Linked DNA regions of Homo sapiens: region 1 is linked to region 2. The links are chromatin loops, found by intact Hi-C in ENCODE. Cell type or tissue: PC-9. All regions are shown on one strand. Each heading gives the region's core, and the rest is flanking DNA. Links, peaks and the distances in the headings are about the cores only. Region 1 overlaps TMEM51 (transmembrane protein 51). Region 2 overlaps EFHD2 (EF-hand domain family member D2).

The links. Hi-C counts contacts between places; a loop is a spot of excess contacts. Peaks named below come from ENCODE experiments on the same cell type or tissue, not always from the same donor. Only the 100,000 strongest peaks of a DNase experiment are listed, where the experiment ranks them.
Region 1: it touches region 2 in a loop (5-fold over the local background); 2 of 110 quality-filtered maps call a loop at or near these places.

Annotation. Positions count from the first base shown.
Region 1 is chr1:15,206,588-15,221,544 of GRCh38, forward strand. TMEM51 (transmembrane protein 51) reads left to right here. Exons shown (of 4, transcript NM_001136218.2): 2 at 3,903-3,975; 3 at 8,308-8,844; 4 at 12,739-13,891. The coding sequence starts at 8,501. The coding sequence ends at 13,156. Among named protein-coding and RNA genes, the nearest start is that of FHAD1, 33 kb to the right of the region's middle. In PC-9, for the core only: no CTCF peak of the experiment used is centred there; a DNase peak (open chromatin) is centred at 12,084; H3K27ac peaks cover 1,739 bases.
Region 2 is chr1:15,422,331-15,427,330 of GRCh38, forward strand. It overlaps EFHD2 (EF-hand domain family member D2), which reads left to right. Exons shown (of 4, transcript NM_024329.6): 2 at 3,541-3,688; 3 at 4,820-4,954. Among named protein-coding and RNA genes, the nearest start is that of EFHD2-AS1, 12 kb to the left of the region's middle. RefSeq lists enhancers at 3,730-4,630, 4,631-5,000. In PC-9, for the core only: no CTCF peak of the experiment used is centred there; a DNase peak (open chromatin) is centred at 1,991; H3K27ac peaks cover 1,642 bases.

The sequences.
Region 1 (14,957 bases), core at 9,958-14,957, 210 kb before region 2:
AAGACTCCAAGATGGTGGGGCAGATCATTCCTTGAAGGGTGGCCGTGAGGATCGGGTGAGTTTAGGAATGCACCTGATTCATGCTGAGTATCAGCTGCTGCTGATTTCATGATAGCTGCTGCGGAGACTGCTATTCTTGTTACCATTATTCTTCTTACCCTGCCTTGTGTATTACTTAACATCCTTTCTTCTTTTTCCCATCAGCTCTCTCCAGCTGGGCAGCCCTCCTCCCAGCTCCCCTGCCTCTATGCCTCATTTGCACATTGCTTTTTGTTTTTCCCTAGTGCACAGTCTAAAAGATCCCTGGTGCTCTGTTGAAACAGGAACCTGACACCCTTTGACCTTGGTCCGTGGGGAGGTAGCCTGAAACTCCCTCCCAGGCAGGACAGGAGCAGGGGCTCAGCACCTTTTTTCCTACCCCCACTGCATGGGACTGGAAATTGTGACAAAAGTGATTGTGGGCTGAAACTTGGCAGAGAGAGCCCCACTGAATTCCTCCTTTGTGATGTGAATGTGGCACAGCCCGGTGGAACCGGGGATCCCTTTCCCAATTATGCAGCTTGGCAGGAAGAGGTCGGTGCAGGGAGAATGCTCAAGGAGCCCCTCTGTCATGGGGGTTGGTAGCACCGCCAGCCGCCTCCGACTGGCAAGACCTCCTCCCACTAAAGCCAGCTGGGCTGGGCGCTTCTGCAACTGCACCTTCCGGGGCCACAGCACAGAACTCAGTGGTCACGTGAGGGTCTACATCCGATTCCCAGTTTCTAAACTGTGTCCTGGAGAGTTTCTGCAATTCAGCGAGAAGAGGCAGCGGAAGGCCCAGCCATCAATGCTTGGGCCCTTTACCCCGTTTCAGCCGGGGCAGCGCTGCTTTCCATCGTCCCATCTTATTTCAGTCGTTGTCTTCACGTTCAAGTTCATGGAGACTCAATCCAGATGTGCCTGGCTGTGATGGCCCCACTCAGGTCTCAGCCACTCTGATGTCTGGAGCTGGGTCTACCTCCCTGGCCCCGACTCCTCCACACCCACTGCACAGCCCCTCCCTGCCGGCTCTGGTTGGCCAGGGGTGTGCACACGAGTGGAAAGAGCCTCTGCCCAGCGTGGAGCGGTGAGGCTAAAGGCTTCCATGTTCCCTGCTGACTTCCACCTGCAAAGGCCAGGCAACCGCTGAAACCTCCAGCCCCACCAGGGAATACTGATACAGTCACTTTCTCAGGTCACAACGGAAATCACATTTATTCTGCATATTTTCCTCATGTTGCCGGCAAATTATTTGCATACGGATACAAGATTTGGGTATCTGGATCTTCCTGCAAGTTAGCTTTTATTAATCCTCTCCCCTTCAGGCTTGGACTGGGAATTTCCCCTCATTGATATGAGACATTGGTTCAACTTTTAAACTTGCCAGGTATTCATTTGTTTGTTCTATAAATATCTACTAAGTACCTGTTAAGTTCCTGGCATGCGGTGCTGGGGCCTGGAGCAGGCAGTGGACAAGACAGACAAGAACCGTGTTTCAGAGAGTTCATACTCCAGTGAGGGAGACAGGGAGCCAACAAGAAAGCAAAATGAGATTACTACTGACTGCAAAGTGTTATCATCACCCATGGGAAGGAAAGGCAAGGAACTCAGCAGGGGACCCAAGTGTAGCTGTGTGAGAGAGGAGGCATTTCCACTGGATGGTCAGAGAGGTGCTCACTGAGGAGGTGGCATTTAAGCTGAGAGACAGAGGTCTCTACTAAAAAGTAGTAAGATAGCCAGGCATGGTGGCTCATGCCTGCAATCCCAGCACTTTGGTAAGGCCGAAGCAGGAGGATCGCTTGAGGCCAGGAGTTCAAGACCAGCCTGGGCAACACAGCAAGATTCCATCTCTACAAAAAGATTAAAAATTAAAACATTAGCTGGGTGTGATGGTGTGCACCTGTAATCCCAGGTACTTGGGAGGCTGAGGCGGGAGGATCACTTGAGCCCAGGAGTTCGAGGCTGCAGTGAGCTATGGGTGACAAAGAAATATGCTGTCTCTAAAATAATTTTTTAAAAAATTTTAAATACAGAAATAAATAAATAAGTAGCCAGACAAAAGAGACAGGTGGAAGGGTGTTTTCAAGCAGTAGGTATAGCAAGTTCCAAGGCCCTGTGGTAGGAAGTAGTTGGTGCCAATGAGGAGCAGAAAGGAAACCACTGAGGGCTGGTGAGCAGGAGATATGAGCTGTGACAGCAAGACAGGAGCCTCGTCCAGGCTGGTGGGGCTTGAGGGTCATGGCCAAGGAGTTTGGATTTTATGCTAAAAGTAATAAAAACACATTGATGGGCTTTTGGACATTCTTGTTACAAACTATTTCAGTCATTCAAAAGAGTATATATAAGATATATGTGAATTGTAATGAATAGTATAATAAAACGCTCATGTACCCTTCACTGTTCGCCTCCCCAGTACTATTCTTCACTCTTCATTTCTCCAGGAGGTAGTGTGTGTGTGTGTTTGTTTGTTTCTATGTTTGTTGAGACAGGGTCTCATTCTGTCACCCAGGCTATAGTGCAGTGGCGTGCTCAAGGCTCACTACAGGCTTTACCTCCTAGGCTCAAGCAGATCCTCCCACCTCAACCTCCCAAGTAGCTGGGACTACAGGTGTGAGCCACACACTGGGCTCATTATTATTATTATTATTATTATTATTACTATTATTATTATTGTAGAGACATGGTCTCACTATAGTGCCCAGGCTAGTCTCGAACTCCTGAGCTCAAGCGATCCTCCCACCTTGGCCTCCCAAAGTGCTGGCATTACAGGTGTGAGCTACTGTGCCTGGCCAGAAGGTAGCCTGAATTTGTCCTGAATTTTAGTTTATAGTCTTTGCGTTTCTTCCTAATATTACAAAAATAGAGCAACATATTGTTTGGTTTTGAACTTCATTTAAGTGGATTTCTGCAGTGTGTATTCTTCTGCAGTTTGCTTTTCTGTTCAACATTATGTTTGTCAGGATCATCCTCACTGGTGCACACAGCTGCAGTTTACTCACCTTCACTGCTGCGTACGTAATACTCCACAGAGTGACACGTTGTGGTTTATCCTTTCTCCTGGGACCAATTTCTAATGTTGAACCAAACCCTGCATTCTTGGGATAAACCCAACTTGATTATGATGTGTTATCTTTTTAAAAAATATGGTTGGGCTGGGTGCTCCCTTCTGTAATCCCAGCACTTTGGGAGGCCAAGGCAAGAGGATCTCCTGAGGTCAGGAGTTCGGACCAGCATGGCCAACATGGTGAAACCCCGTCTCTACTAAAAATACAAAAATTAGCCAGGTGTGGGGGTGTGCGCCTGTAGTCCCAGCTACTTGGGAAGCTAAGGCAGGAGAATTGTATGAACCCAGGAGGCGGAGGTTGCAGTGAGCTGAGATCACACCACTGCATTCCAGCCTGGGCAAAAAAGTAAGACTCAGGAAGGAAGGAAGGAAGGGAGGAAGGGAGGGAGACGGGGAGGGAAGGAGGGAAGCATGGATTCCATTTGCCGATTTTTGTTTAGGCTGGTGGGTCAGACTGGCCTGTCATTTTCCTCTCCTGCCTTGTTCTTTTCTAGTTTTGGTGTCAAGGTATATACATTCCTTATAAGATGACCTGAGAGTATTTCCTCTGATATTCTCTGGAGCACATGTCTAAGATGGATAATACCATGAAAGAGTTTGATAAATGTTAGCTACCATGTTGTCATCCTTCTGCAACTCATATTTTTTTGTACAGAATTCTGGCTTCTTCTGGTACCACTTGTCTTGCATAGATACCTACCCTAACCCTTGCCCTTTTCCCCCTAAAAAACAAAGAAAACACATGGCTCCCCAACATGTAACTCCAATTGCAATGCTCACAGCTTGCTTAGAAAGCTGCATCTCTGTGGTTTTTTTATAGGTGGATCTTTAACTCAAGACTAGCATGAAGAGTTGCCTTCTGGCCTGCCCTGAGTCTCCTCAAATAACAACAGGTAGATACCTCTCTAACTGGTTAATAATTTTTCTTTAAAAACTCAGATATAGAATCATTCATACCTCCCTTAGGGCCTCCTCAGACATGAGCAGTGATGGGGCCAACCCCAGGGTCTAGAGGTTGAGTTTGGCCAAGCCAGGACCCCAGACTGCCCACCAAGCCTACTGTGTTTTAGGGACATATTGGAAGCCGTGTGGTCCAAATCCTCTAAGCATAAAATTAGCTTCTTTCCATATTTTTAAAAGGAAAAGAACACCATGCTAAATATAGCTCGGGTGCTGTCCAGGGTCAACAAGCCAAGAACAGGACAAACAGCTGACCAGATGCCCCGCTGGGAGCTGGGTTTCTACAGACCCCATAGACCCATCAAGATCACAGTCCCCAAAGAGAGGGCTGAACTTGAAGAACAAATCTACGCCACCGTTGCACACATAACCCTGCCATGAACCCAAAAAACCAAAACTATTTTATGAAAGCAACACATAGATATTTCTGTTTTCTAATTCTTATTCTCCCAGTAAGAAAAAGAAAATGAAAATCATGGTGAATCCCATCACACACAGAAAATAACTATAAATATCATAATATATAATCCGAGTGTTGTGAAACTTAGTATGATACATTCAACAGTGTTTCTCAACCTTTTCCGCCACCTTGCCCTCCCTGAGAAGTCTTTTTAGACATTCTTTTTGGAATACTTGAAAATTTAATGCCAAGGATGCCCTGTGTATCTATTTATATTCTGTGGCCCTGTGGAGGGCCACAAACCATTATAATATCCAAGATTTTTTTCACCCTGTCCCCAAGAAACAATTTTTGCTCCTTGTGGGTGATCTTACCCCATTGAGAATACAAGCTCTAATTAACATTAAATAACAATTTTTTTTGTCTGTTTAAGAACTTACTGTTGTGCTGGTCACATACTGTTCTTGGTGCTTTATGTATATTATTTATTTATCATAACTCCCCTATGAGGTAGGTACTAGAGAGTTTTTGTCTCCCTTTTACAGCTGTGGAGACTGAAGCACAGAGAGGTTAAGTAACTTGCCCGAGGTCACACAGCTGTGAAGGAATAGAGTGAGGATGTGAGCCCAGGAAGCCTGGGTCCCAAGCTCACTCTTAACCACTCAGCTATGCTACCTTGCAGCAATACAATCAGATTGTGAAAATTCAAAAGAGAGAAATAGAAAGTAAAGGGTACACTTTCCGAGTTTCCTTCGTCCCCAGAAGCAATCATGGTACAAGTCTGAAAGGTGACCCCCCCCCCCCCCCCGGGATTTTTACATACGTGTGTATATATAAAAATACACTGTCTCTTTCATTTCAATGTAAGTACAATCATCCAGGCTTTTTCCCATATATTCATCTGTGTATGGAGAATTTTTTAAAAATTAGAATCACGCTGAACACACTGTTGTTTCAATCTTGTTGTTTGATTTAAAAATACATTAGCTGCTTTGAGACCATAATTTCCTTAAGTGCGTGAACCATAATTTATTACCCTGATCTGGATTATTGGCTATTGAAGTAATTTCTAGCTTCTCACCACTATAAAGCTGTGATGATATCTCTGTACATAATTCTTAGAAGTTGGAATTATAGAGCCAAAGGGTATAAACATTTTTGAAACTTTTGTTCTATAAATGCCAAAACTTGCCATCTAAAAAAATGCCATGAAATTGCCATCCCAATACCTTTCCCCACACTGAGTATTATCACCTGTTTTTAATCATTGACAGTTTATCAGACAAAAAGAATGTATTAATCCCGACATTTTAATCTCTGCCCATGATTCACATCTGGAGCCTGTCTTTCTCTCGTGCAGCATAAGGCAAAGCTGGAATGGAGAACGAATGAGGGCAGGCAGTGAGGGGGTTAAAGCGGCTCAAATCACTAGTCTGCTAACCACACTCTCAGCGTCCCACGTACAAGGCCTGCCTGTCAGGCACTTAGCATGTGCTCAGAACGTGGTATTTTCATCACTCCTGCTTCCAGCACAACCCCCTGGCTGTGTACTTCTCCACCCTCCGAGTCTGACCTTGTCCCAGATCCATTTGGTAGAACCGGTGCATTCCTAAGGCTGCCAGAGCCCCCATCCTTCCTTTTGCCAGCCATGAGTGATACTGTAAGAAATAAATATCCTTGTGTACGGTCCCATCTGGTCCTACCGCAGCTGTCTGCAGTGGGATCCCTGTTCAGCGCCCTGCACGCCACACACATGCCCATCCTACCTGTTCATATTCCATACATATGCATGCATATGTACATAGGTGCTCGCACGCATGCACATGTGCTCATGTGTGCATAAACATATATGCACACGTGTTCATGCCCCAGTGTGCCTTGGTGCTTCTTCTTAACTCCTTCAAGAGCAGAGCCAGTGCGTTCACGCACGTGCACATACACAGTGCTGTGCATTCAGGGTTCAGGCCCAATTAGGCCAGTGGGAATCCTCTCCCACATAGACTTTCTGTATGTCCCACAGCCCTGAGCTAGGACACCCTGCTGTCTAATCCCACAGTTCCTGTACTTCCTTCTTACTTTATTGGTATTCCCTATAGATCATTTTCCTGCTGGCCTAGAAGCTCTGCTAATCCTTAACTTGCTCACTGCTGTTTCTCCAGTGCCTAACTCGCTACTTAGGAGGTAGTGAGATGCACAAGAAATATTTGTTGGGTGAAAAAAAGAAGGAACAGACTTAAAGCTGATAAAGGATGTTGTTCCAAATATTTTTAGAGTCTCTTTTAACAAAGTGGCCAATTTCAGATAAACTCATGGTTTCACAAGAAAATATCTTCGCAGCATCAGATTTCAAGCAGCCTGGTCAGTCATCCTTTCGGAGAGACTGGAAAAAATGCAGAATTGAAAACAGGTCCTTGCCCAGCTAAACATCTTGTAAATTTTACTGTTTTGCAAAAGTTCCTGTCACAGGAATAATGTATGGGGGAGAGGTTTAGCAAGGGGCATTGCTTGCTCCTCCTCCTCAGTCCTTGAGAATGTTCTAAACTAAAGCCTTGAGTGACTGCTTCTCTGGCTCGCTCTCAACCAACAAATGCTGTGGAATCCCAGGACCGCTGGCTGCTCCCTTTAGCGCAGGGTCTCTGGGCTGCTTTGTGGAAAGAAGGTTTATTTTGTCCAGCTGGGCACAGGAGCGGAGAGGAAGAATGTGCAGGCCTGTGTCCCTTTTAACAAAGGGAGAACTCGATGTGGTTTCAGAGAAGCTTGTCTTGCTGGGTGACTTCATGTGGCCTGCATTCATTTCATCCAACATTGACTCTGCAAACTTTTTTTTTTCGAGACAGAGTCTTGCTCTGTCACCCAGGCTGGAGTGCAGTGGCACAATCTCGGCTCACTGCAACCTCCATCTCCCAGGTTCAAGCAATTCTCCTGCCTCAGCCTCCCAAATAGTTGGGATTACTGGCACGTGCCACAGCACCCAGCCTTTTTTTTTTTTTTTTTTGTATTTTTAGTAGAGACGGGGTTTTACCATGTTGGCCAGGATGGTCTTGATCTCTTGACCTCGTGATCCATCCACCTCGGCCTCCCCAAGTGCTGGGATTACAGGCATGAACTCTGCAAACATTTTTTGAGTCCCTGCTGTGTGCCAGGCTTAGAGATGATGACAATGTGGTCATGGGAAGAGAGAGACTCACCACGGTGGTTGCTGGAGGATTTGGGGAGCACATGAAAGGGGCATCTGAGCTATGGGTGACCAGAGAAATGTTCTGGAGGGTGGTTGGGGGTGGGTAGTGCAAAGAAAGGCAGGCTGAGACATGCAGTAGGAGAGGCAGGAGCCAGGCTAAGGCCACCATGAGCAGCATCATTCTAAGAAGCTGGATTTTCTCCTGCAGGAAGTAGGGAGCCATTGAGGGTGGGGAACAGATGACAGTAGGCTGTTTGGCCTGGTCATACCATTGGCTGAGGCCCTGTCCCCCAGGTGAGTCTGTTACAACCATCGATTGTGGACCATTCATCCCATCGCTCACTCTCCCAGCAGCCTCCAGCAAGAGCTACGATTTTACTGCACTTCATTAAATTCCACACAATGTTTTAATGACCTGAGCTCCGACCTTTCTGGCCTCCAGCAGGGAAAGGTCTGGCTTTTCCTTTTCAGGGAGTAGCGGGCTGGGCAGACCGGCCTCCCTTCTCGCAGCCTCGCACAAGGAGCCTGAGCACGTAAGACATCTGGAATGCATCAAAGGCGAGGCCCAGCCAGAGCCGGCGTGCTCGGTGCTGCTGCCTAACTCCTTCAAGAGCAGAGCCGCCACATTCACAAAGCGTCTGGAATCGGAACTGATCGTCCTCTCTGCTCTTTCTGCTTTCCTTCCAGGCCCTTCCACCGCAGCCATCCGCACGGGAGGCCTCGCGATTGCTCGGAACCATCCCGCAGGAGTTCAGCTGATATTTTCTAGTGTGGGGCGAGAGATTTTGTGGAGCGCATTTAAGGGGTTTTTGTTGTGACTGCTGCCTTGTATACATTTATTTTCTTTCTTGGAACTGGGCCTCGCCCTCCTCCCACTGACATGATGGCCCAGTCCAAGGCCAATGGCTCGCACTATGCGCTGACCGCCATCGGCCTGGGGATGCTGGTCCTTGGGGTGATCATGGCCATGTGGAACCTGGTACCCGGCTTCAGCGCGGCCGAGAAGCCAACAGCTCAGGGCAGCAACAAGACCGAGGTGGGTGGCGGCATCCTCAAGAGCAAGACCTTCTCTGTGGCCTACGTGCTGGTCGGGGCCGGGGTGATGCTGCTGCTGCTTTCTATCTGCCTGAGTATCAGGGATAAGAGGAAGCAGCGGCAGGGCGAGGACCTGGCCCATGTCCAGCACCCGACAGGCGCTGGGCCTCACGCCCAGGAGGAAGACAGGTGAGGCCTGACTGTCCCCTTCCCTCCCCGGATCGGGGATGGGCACGCACGCATGCACACACATGTTCACACCTTTCCGTGGTGAAAAGACTGTCATCTACAGGCTTTATTGTCCCATGTTCGCCCATGACGCCTCTGTCAAAACGGTTTATCATTTTACAAATAACTTTAGACTTTTCTACCAGAGCTTCCCAAATAGCATGGTACAAATGGATTACAGGTAAACCAAGATTTTTTAAAAATTTTATTACAATAGATTTTTACACCATGGAATACTATTCAGCCATAAAAAGGAACAAAATACTGTCTTTTGGGCCAGGTGCAGTGGCTCACTCCTGTAATTCCAGAACTTTGGGAGGCCGAGGCAGGTGGATCACTTGAGGTCAGGAGTTTGAGACCAGCCTGGCCAACATGGTGAAACCCTGTCTCTACTAAGAATACAAAAATTAGCTGGGCATGGTGGCACATGCCTGTAGTCCCAGCTACTGGGGAGGCTGAGGCATGAGAATCGCTTGAACCCAGGGGAGTGGAGATTGCAGTGAGTGAGCTGAGATACCGCCACTGCACTCCAGCCTGGGTGACAGAGTGAGACTCTGTCTCAAAAAAAAAAATACAAAAACAAAAAACTGTCTTTTGCAGCAACTTGGATGGAGCTGGAGGCCATTACTCTTAAGTGAACCAGCATTTTGACCCGCCCAGGGTCACTGAACAGGGCCTGGGGTGGCCAGCATATTTGCTTGTCCCTTCACCCCAGCATGCTGTGTGTATGCTTTAATTTGAAATGGCTGGGAAGCAATTTTCCATTTGAGCAAAAATGCCACCAACAAATTTAAAAGATAAGTGATACATTGGGGAAGATATGATAATAGTTGATATCCCTATTATAAAAAGAGCTCTTAGAAATGAATATGTAAGATGAATATACCAATAGGAAACAGACAAAGATTATGAATATTCCATAGATGTTCAACCAATAGATGTTCAACTTCATTAGTCATGAAATGCAAGCAAAAAGATGTCTTTTCTTTTTTTTGCCTATCATATTGATCAAGATAGACAGCCCCTACTGTTGGAGAGTTGTAGGGAAGATGGATTGCTGATGAAATGTTGACTGATAGAAACTTTCTTAAGAGTTTCACCATAAGGGGCAGTACTGAAGATGTGCGTATTGATCCTATTTATAAGAGTTTATCCCTGGGAGACAGTCCCACAGGTGCAAAGGAGTTTGTACCAGTATATTTATCAGATCATTGTTTAGGATAACAAAAACTTAGAAACAACCTAAAAAACCACCTACTGAGTTAAATGACGTACCTATTCAATGGAGTTCTATGCAGCAACTGTTGATCTATATTTGTTAATGTGGGACCATATCCACAACAATGAGAAAAGGGGGATATAATACAGCATCTTTGGTCAGGTTATGGTCCCATCAAATGTTGTGGCTGTGGGATTGGAGAGGGGTAGGAAAGGTATACACCAGAATGTTACAGTGGTTTGTCTCCAGGTAGAAGGATTCGGGATGTTTTTCTTTTCTTCATTAGATGTTTCTGTGTTGTTTGAATTTTCTACAAGCATTTCTTATCTTTATAGTGGGAAGGGAATTGTTCTTAATGTAATATGGATTAAAGGGAACCCTTGGTACACTAATGGTGGGAATGTAAATTAGTGCAACCACTGTGGAGAAGTTTAGAGTTTCTTCAAAAAACTCAAAATTGAGCTGCCAAATGATTCAGCAATGCCACTTGTGGGTACACACCAGAAGAAAAAAAAATCTCATTATATTGAAGGGATTTCTGCCCTCCAATGTTACCAGTTACCACCCCTTTCCATGGTAATGACCTGGAAGTTACCATCCCTTTCCTAGAATGTTCTAAATAGCTTGCCCTTCAATTTACATTAACCCACTTCTTACTTTTGCACATAATTGAAAGTGGGTGTAAGTGGGTACAAATACAATTTCCAAATTAAACTCATTTTCTGATAGCAAAGAATAATATATGCTGTATTGGTCAGGGTTCTCCAGAGACACAGAACCAGGGGGATATATATTTTTTTAAATGGAGATTTATTATGAGGAATTAGTTCCTGGGATCATGGAAGCCAAAAAGTCCCACAATTTGCCATCTGTAAGCTGCAGACCCAGGAAAGCAAGGGGTATAATTCATTCTGAGTTTGAAGGCCTGATTGAGAACGAGGAGAGGTGAGGGTATAGATCCTAGTCTGAGAGCAGGAGAAGATGAAATGAGATGTCCCAGCTCAAGCAGTGAGGCAGGGAGAAATGAGTCAAATTCCTGCTTGCTCTGACTTTGGGTCTATCTAGGGCCTCCATGGGTTGGATGGTGCCACCACACTGAGGAGGGGAATCTGCCTTACAGAGCCCACCGAGCTGAATGCTAGTATCTTCCAGAAACACCCTCACTCTCACAGTGTTTAATATGGGCAACCATGGCCAGTCAGGTTGACACCTAAAATTAACCATCACACATGCTTATTCTAGAAAACTTGAGAAATATAGAAAAGAACAAATATCAATCACTCATCATTCCCCACCCTAGCTGTGAGCACATTTGAGTTCATTCCTAAAGGAGGGTGGGAGGAAAACCAAGGCAGACTTTGAGGTTTCTGATGTTGGCCATGATCACCCCACAGGTTCAAGTATAGAGTCCTGGAAAGTGGCTATTGGCGTTAATTCTGACAAATGTGTAGAAAATATCCTGACTTTTTGGTTTTCTCTTTCAACAGTCAAATGAGAATAAGGCTGAGAGGACCTGATCTTTTTGAGTCTTGGGATAAACTTGGAAGATAAAATTACAGAATAATTTGAGACACACATAAATGTTATATTTCAGATATTCTTTCTCTACTGAAAGTTGGTAGCAACTTTGTACATTTCTGTGTTGCCTTTGACCAAAGGACCCAGCTGAGCATTGGAATAGCTCACGCAGCATGTCGCTAAGTGGGAAAGGCTTAAAGGCAAAGGAGGTTTAACACCCAGATAACATGGTGGAGTAGTTGAGAGTACAGTGTTCACTTCCTGCCCTCCCATTTCCTGAAGGTCTGACCAAGTCATTTAATCTTGATGTATCTCAGTCCATCTATAAATTGGGTATTATAATAATAGTGAGATAGAAAACAGGCAGGACTTGTTTTCTGATCATAACCCTGCTGACCAAAACAGGATGTGGTCCAGATGAGATAAGGTTTAAAAAAACACTAGCCAAAGCCAGCAAACGGGAACGAGGGTGATCCCTGGCTGCCCTCATTGCTCATCAGCATGGGACACTCTCACCAGTGCCATGACAGTTTACAATTGCCATGACAACGACCTGGCAGTTACCATCCCTTTCCATGGTAACGACCCAGAAGTTACCTTTCCTAGGAAGTCTTAAATAGCTTGCCCCTCAATTTGCATTAACCCACCCCTTAATTTGCATGTGACTAAAAGTGGGTATAAATACAATTTCCAAGAGCCCCTATGTGGCCAACTCAGGGTGTACTGCCTATGAGTTAGCCCTGCTCCACAAGAAGCAGTGCCCTTCAATAAAGAATTGTGGTCTAACACCACTGGCTCACCCTTGAATTCCTTCCTTGATGAAGCCAAGAACCCTCCCAGGCTAAGCCCCAATTTGGGGACTCACCTGTCCTGTCCTGCATGACTAGTACTTAACTCATAGTGTTGTCAGGAATCTGAAATTGGTTCATATTTGCTAAAATACTTAGAAGGGAGCCCAGCTCATAGTAAACACTTGAAGTATTCACTTTTATTGCCTCTAAGACCCATTTGTTATTTACAAGGCTGCTGTGTGTGGACTCTTTGGAGCCCATCCCTTTGGGATTTTGAATGACTTGAGCACAGGCTAACACTCTCCCTGTCTGTGTGTCTTCTTGCAGCCAGGAGGAAGAAGAGGAGGATGAGGAGGCTGCCTCAAGGTACTATGTTCCCAGCTACGAGGAAGTGATGAACACAAACTACTCAGAAGCAAGGGGAGAGGAGCAGAACCCGAGGTTGAGCATCTCTCTCCCGTCCTATGAGTCACTGACGGGGCTCGACGAGACCACCCCCACATCCACCAGGGCTGACGTGGAGGCCAGCCCTGGGAACCCCCCTGACAGGCAGAACTCTAAGTTGGCCAAACGACTGAAACCGCTGAAAGTTCGAAGGATTAAATCTGAAAAGCTTCACCTCAAAGACTTTAGGATCAACCTCCCAGACAAAAACGTCCCTCCTCCCTCGATAGAGCCTTTGACTCCTCCACCGCAGTATGATGAAGTCCAGGAGAAGGCCCCCGACACCCGGCCGCCCGACTGAATGGCCCCACTTGAGCCACGCTCCCTCCTGTCTCTCACACCTTTCACCCCCAAGACTCTAACAAAGCCACATGAGCCACAGTTGAGAAGCGGAGGGGCCAGCTGTGCATGGAGCCATTTGGATGGCGGCGGGCGGGGGGGGATTCTCTGTATCAGGAGTGACTTTGTTGCCCCACACAGCCTCCTGCTGCAGGTGCTTTGGAAAGAGATGCTGCCTTGGAGCTGGTGAATCTGTGGACCACATTCAAGGGTGTGGCACAGGCATCTTCCCATCCTTTTCACTCCGAATCGCTGGCGACACATTCTCCTTTCCAGCTAGGAAAGGGTTCCTCGCGGCTGGTTTAGATTGTGGTTGTTTGTTTTGCTTCTACTAAGACTGTTTTGTTTCAAAAAGGAAACAAGTTTTGTGTTTGCTGTCTACGCTGGAGTCCTGAACTGTGGGTAGAAAACACGACCTGGCTTTGTAGAAAGGACACAGGGCTGTTTTATGAACTAAGCGGTGAGGCTCAGGTGGCGGCTCTCGCAGAGCCCCTGATGCTGTTGTTCTTTGAGGGCTTAAGGCCTGATGAACGTAGGCACGTGATGCATAATAGTCTTCAATGGTACACTTAACTAGTCTCTTCTGTGTAACAGCAAAAAAAAAAAAAAAAAGAAGAAGAAAGAAAACTGTAGGAAATGTTCTTTTTGAAATGCCATGCAATGGAGCTTTTTGTAATAAAATATTTTATATGTAGTACATTTGGGTGCTGAGTTACTTTAGCAGCTCTCCCAATACTGACTTTCTTAGGGGAAAATGGCAATAATAATAGCTAATATGTACTGAATACTTATGCCCAGTGTTGTGCTAAGCATTTCACACATCACCCCATTTTGTCTGGACCCAAGTCTGGTAATAATGCCATTCTGTTGTCAGCTCACAGAGGCTTTAGGTTAATGTAAGTGCCCTGTGTCACACTGCTAGTAAGCAGTAGAGCTGGGGTTTGAGCCCAGGTTGCCTGGCTCCAAGGCCTGAGTTCTTACACACCCCCCATACAGCTCAGTGTAAAGAGCTTTTCCAGACTTTGAATGAAGACTTGCACTTCTCAAGTTCAGAGGTTGTCTCTGTCAACCTATGCACCCAAAAGAAAGTTCTGGTTGTTTGAACAGCAGCTTTCTACCTGTCTAGGCATCCTTCCTATCTCCCTCTGCTGAGAACTGGCCCAGGAGGGAGCTCAGTGCAGCCTGTCCTCTGCCCCCAGAACTGACAGGCTATGTAAGTGTAGGGGGTGGGTGAGCATGTCCCCCTGGAGGGGGAAAGTGAGTCTATGCAGCTCAGAAAAGCAGTGCAATGAATAAGAAATGCTCAGGGGATCGCACGCTGTTGAAGAGGGGACATAGGAGGGGAATGGAGACCTCTGGGGTCAGGATCTTGACCGTGGAGTGAGTGTCTGGGAAAACAGACCCAAGTCCAAAGGAAGCCTTCCTGCTATTGGTGGGCATGGAGCCAGCCTGCTGAGGAGTCTGTGTCAACCTGGTTGGAAGAGTAATTCCCAGGCCCAGATGTTTTCCTAACAAGCTCCGGTGGACAGGGAAGGGATGACAGGCACCGAGTTACCTTCTTATCTCAAGATTAGCAGTAGTGACTAAAGTTCGAAACTTTCACTTTCCTTATGCGATGCATTATTAAAAGGGGAGATGTTGGGATTGGCTTTGTGGCATGGGACAGACACCCAGAGGCCTGGTCCGTTCCCCGGCCCACTCCTGAGCCGACCCATGGCTCTTTGTGTCTCATGTCTCTGGGCTGGGCTTGCTTTCCTGTTACT
Region 2 (5,000 bases), core at 1-5,000:
TCTGCCTGCCTCAGCCTCCCAAAGCGCTGGGATTATAGGCGTGAGCCACCGTGCCCAGCTGGCCAGGTCATTCTTTGCGGTGGGGCCACCCTATGCGCTATAGGAGCTTCCCTGGCCTCCACCCACCAGATGCCACTGGCATCCCCCCCACCTCCGCCGCCCCAGGTATGACAACCAAAAACACCTCTAGACATTGCCAGATGTCTCCTGGGGGGCACATGCACCCCAGCTTAAGAGATGCTGCATTTTGGCCAGGTGCGGTGGCTCACACCTGTAATCTCAGCACTTTGGGAGGCCGAGGCGGACGGATCATGAGGTCAGGAGATCGAAACCATCCTGGCTAACACGGTGAAACCCCATCTCTACTAAAAATACAAAAAATTAGCCGAGCGTGGTGGCGGGCACCTGTAGTCGCAGCTACTCAGGAGGCTGAGGCAGGAGAATGGAGTGAACCCAGGAGGCAGAGCTTGCAGTGAGCCAAGATTGCGCCACTGCACTCCAGCCTGGGCGACAGAGCGAGACTCCGTCTCAAAAAAATAAAAATAAAAAGAGATGCTGCATTTTGTGGCTGAGGAGCCCAGGCAATTTGGCTTCAGAGCCTGACTGTCATCGCTGACCTTGGGAGCCCAGGGTCAGAAAGCGGCAGGGCTTTGCTTTCCTGGGGGGCACTGAGGAGGGGAGTCCTCGTGACTTGGCTCAGGAAAGACTGAGTCCCTCACCAGGTGCTCCTGCACAGCCCCACGGTCATGTGGCGCCCGCCCAGCCCTCTACCAGGCAGCAAACAGGGACCAGAGATGGCAGGAGGCGCCTCCGCTGTGCCCCCCAGAACCCCTCCAGCTCCAGGTGGAGGCTGGACCACAGCAGCTTTGGCCTGCCTGACCCTCTGAGTCCCACACCTTCTACTGTCACAGAGGTGGCCACTGCCCACAGGGGCTGCTGGCCCATCCACCTCCACCCCAACCCTCATCCATCAGTGGGGCAGAAGCCGCAGGACCCTGTGTTCCCTCCAGGGCTCCCAAGACCCATCTTTGCTGTGTCACTTTCAACCACTGACTCACTGGCTCGTGAACTATTTATACCCCTCGCACAAATGCTCCCCTTGTGCTCCAGGCAGCCGTCTGTGTTCTGCAGCAGCCCCAGGACACGTTGGGGAGGGGCTGGGTACAGAGCAAATGTGCAAGTTTATGAGCCCAGCAGATCAAGTCTGGAAGCCCAGCTCCTTCCTTACTGCTGTGTGACTGTGGGTGGGTCACTTAACCTCTCTGAGCCTTGGTCATAAAATAAGGTTATTAGGAAAATTAAGTAAAGTAAGCAGTTCCCAGCATAAAGACAGATCTCAGTACATGGTTGCTATTAGGTGTTCAAAGTACACCTAACTAGAGAAGGCGAAAGGAGCTGGGGAGCCCGTAAGAAGGTGCAGAAATGAGACATATTCATGCAGAAGCTCAAGCGCCCGGGACATAGGGTTCTGGAACACATCCACCTGTGTTGCGCTGCTGTCACCAGCACTGTCACCCAGCCAGTTCAAGGCCTGGGGGACTGCACAAGCCTTCTTTAGGTGCAGAAAAACCCATTTTGGCTGGGCAAAGTGGTGCACGCCTGTAATTCCAGCACTCTGGGAGGCTGATGTAGGAGGATTGCTTGAGCCCAGGAGTTTGAGACCAGCCTGGGCAACATATTGACACCCCGTCTCTACAAAAAAAATACAAAACTTGGCCAGTCATGGTGGCATGCACCTGCAGTCCCAGCTACTTGGGAGGCTGAGGCGGGAGGATCGCTTGAGCCCAGGAGGTAGAGGCTGCAGTAAGCTGTGATCGCGCCTGGGTAACAGAGCAACACCCCGTCTCAAAAAGAAAAAAAAAAAAAAGAAAAACCCATGTTACCAACTCTGGGATCACTCTCCCCAGCCCCCATCTTGTCTTCCTCCTACGCTGTTCCCAGAGACCAGTAGGGCAGGTGTTTGGTTGATAAGAGAGCCCAGCTGGGCAAACAGCGCCTCGCCCTCTTTCACCAGGCTGTGTGCTCCAGGAACCAGTGGTGCCTTCCCAGCCAGGCAACAGGCAGAAAGGCCACCTAGACTCTTACTACACAGAAGCCAGTCAAGAGGGACTTGCCCCCAACCCCACCCCTGTCTCTGCCAGGTTGTTAGTGGTAGAAAAAAAGAGAACCTGAGAGTGCAGGGCAGAGGGGAGGCATCTCTATCGCCCGATGCTTGTTCCCGGCTTCCCCACCACCCCGCCAATCTCCGCCACTCCCTGCAGGCACTGCACCACACGTCCCTGAACACACCCAGGCTGCCTCCTGCCACCTGGCCCTGCCTCCTGCCCCCGTCCTGCTCTGTGCCCTCGACAAAGGCAGAGGCCCTGCCTTAGATACCCCTTCATTTATTCACGTCTTATTTCTTCATTACACATTTTTGAGCACCTACTGTGTGCTTTTTAACCTCCTTCCCAGTACCTAGGGCAAGCTGGGGGGCATGAAATAGACCCCCCAGTACAGAGGGTGCTGAGTAAGAAGAGTCATTTATCACATGGAAAGAGGCCGCCTTCCACACCCACGTCACATCCCCTATTCCAGTGCTTCTCAGCGGAGAATGCTTTTATCCTGCTGGGGACATTCGACAATGTCTGGGAGACATTTTTAGCTGTCACAACTCAGGAGGGATGCTACTATAAACATCCCACAATGCACAGGACAGCCCCTACGGCAAGGATTTGTTCTGTCCAGATTGTTTAAGGTCTGAGGTTGAGAAACCATGCCCTTGCCTGCAAGGTTCTGCCATCTAGGGTGGGGGTGAGATGTCCTCCAAGTGCCCATGGAGATGCCAGTAAGCCAGCTGGTCATGGAGGTGGTGAGTGAGTGCTCAGCTCAGAGCCTGATCCACCCTGCCGTGGTATTGAGAATTCCTTCTCGGCCAGGCACGGTGGCTCATGCCTGTAATCCCCATACTTTGGGAGGCCGAGGTGGGTGGATCACTTGAGGTCAGGAGTTCAAGACCAGCCTGGCCAGCATGGTGAAACACTGTCTCTACTAAAAACACAAAAATTAGCTGGGTGTGGTGGTGCATGCCTGTAGTCCCAGCTACTCAAGAGGCTGAGGCAGGAGAATCACTTGAACCCGGGAGGCGGAGGCTGCAGCGAGCCGAGATTGAGCCACTGCACTCGAGCCTGGGCAACGGAGCGAGACTCCATCTCAAAAAAAAAAAACCCAGAGAATTCCTTCTCACTGTCTGTGCCATCACATTCAGCACACGGAGCCTGTCATTTCAGCTTCCTTGTGCCTCAGGCTTGTCCAAAAGTTAGCGCTATTCGACATGCAGGAGGCTGCCAGGCCCTGTGGTGAGTTCCCCGTCATCAGAGGTAACCAAGCAGGAGCTGAGCCACATATGGGTCCTCTGCCTGGACTGAGGTCCCTTCCAACAGTGACGGGATTTTATGGTTGGTAGGAGATGCCCTCTGATCCCCCAGTCTCCTTGCACTCAAGCCTGCGGCCTCTCTGACTGAGCCAGTGCCAAGATGTCCTCTCTTTTTGCATCTGCAGGTATGATGCCGGGCGGGACGGCTTCATCGACCTGATGGAGCTAAAACTCATGATGGAGAAACTTGGGGCCCCTCAGACCCACCTGGGCCTGAAAAACATGATCAAGGAGGTGGATGAGGACTTTGACAGCAAGCTGAGCTTCCGGGAGGTAAGCCCGGCCCCCAGCCCCACTCCCCTACCAGGGGCTTCACCTGAGGACCTGGTGGCCCGGGAGAGACCAACCCCCACCCTTTGTCAATGAATGAATGACATTGCCATTGAACAGCAGCTGTGAGCAGCTGCTGCTTGGCTGAGTGAGGCTTCAGAGGGCCTGTTACAGCAGGCACCAGGGAGGGTTCTGAGATCCTCTCGGGGAGGAAGAGGAGGGAGGGACAGCCCTTCCTTCACATAGGGAGCATATATTGAGCGATTTCTGTATACTTGACCCTGTGCAGGCTCTGGGGTAGAGAAAGGCCCTGTGCTCGAAGGTTCCTGGAAGTGTAGAGGGGGAGACACCACAGAAGGAAATCAGGGCTGTGATGCAGAGGAAGAGGGCCACGGCACTGGGTGACTTCACGCCCAGGATCTCACTCCGAGACAGGAGCTAGGGGCAAGCCGGTTTCGCAGGGAAGGAAATGGAGGCCCAAGCCAGACAGCGATGATACTGGACCCCAGGAAGTACAGGGATGGACCCCAGGAAGCACAGGGTTAGGTGTGGGGACTCGAGGCCCAACTGGGGCCCAGGAGGTCTGGCAGGAAGCATGAAGGATGCAGGGAAGGAGAGAGGTGGCAGGGGCAGGTGGGGGAGTGCGAGTGGCTGGGCGGGAGGTGTGGGCAGTGCAGGGTAACAGCTTAGAGTTCGAGAGCAGGGTTCCATCCCTCTGACACGTTCAGGCGCTGAGACTTGGGGTGTCTTTTACTGTCATGGAGGCTCCCTCATTCTGTCATGACACCTGTAGGACTCAATACATGGAACGCAGAGTAGGTTCACTGGGCAACAGCGGGAGACAGAGGTAAGAGGTAGGCTGAGGCCGTGTCGTCGGGAGCTGGTGTGGGCGGGTCAGGGCTGCAGTAGGCCAGCATCCTGGGTGGCAGATGAGTCATATCTCCTCCCATTGTACAGTTGGGCAGAGGCCCAGTGAAGGGGCTCACGGGAGCAGCAAGGGGCGAGACCCAGCTCACTGCCCCCCAGTCCTTCTCTGCAGGGGAGGCCTGAGGCTGGGGCCTGGGTGCGGCCAGGGACTCCGGCTCCCCTCCTTCCCTCCCTTCCTGACACCGCGCGCCTCCCTCCCCGCTGCAGTTCCTCCTGATCTTCCGCAAGGCGGCGGCCGGGGAGCTTCAGGAGGACAGCGGGCTGTGCGTGCTGGCCCGCCTCTCTGAGATCGACGTCTCCAGTGAGGGTGTCAAGGGGGCCAAGAGCTTCTTTGAGGCCAAGGTGAGGAGCCCAAGGGGTGCCCTGACCCACGCTCCAGGACAAGGGG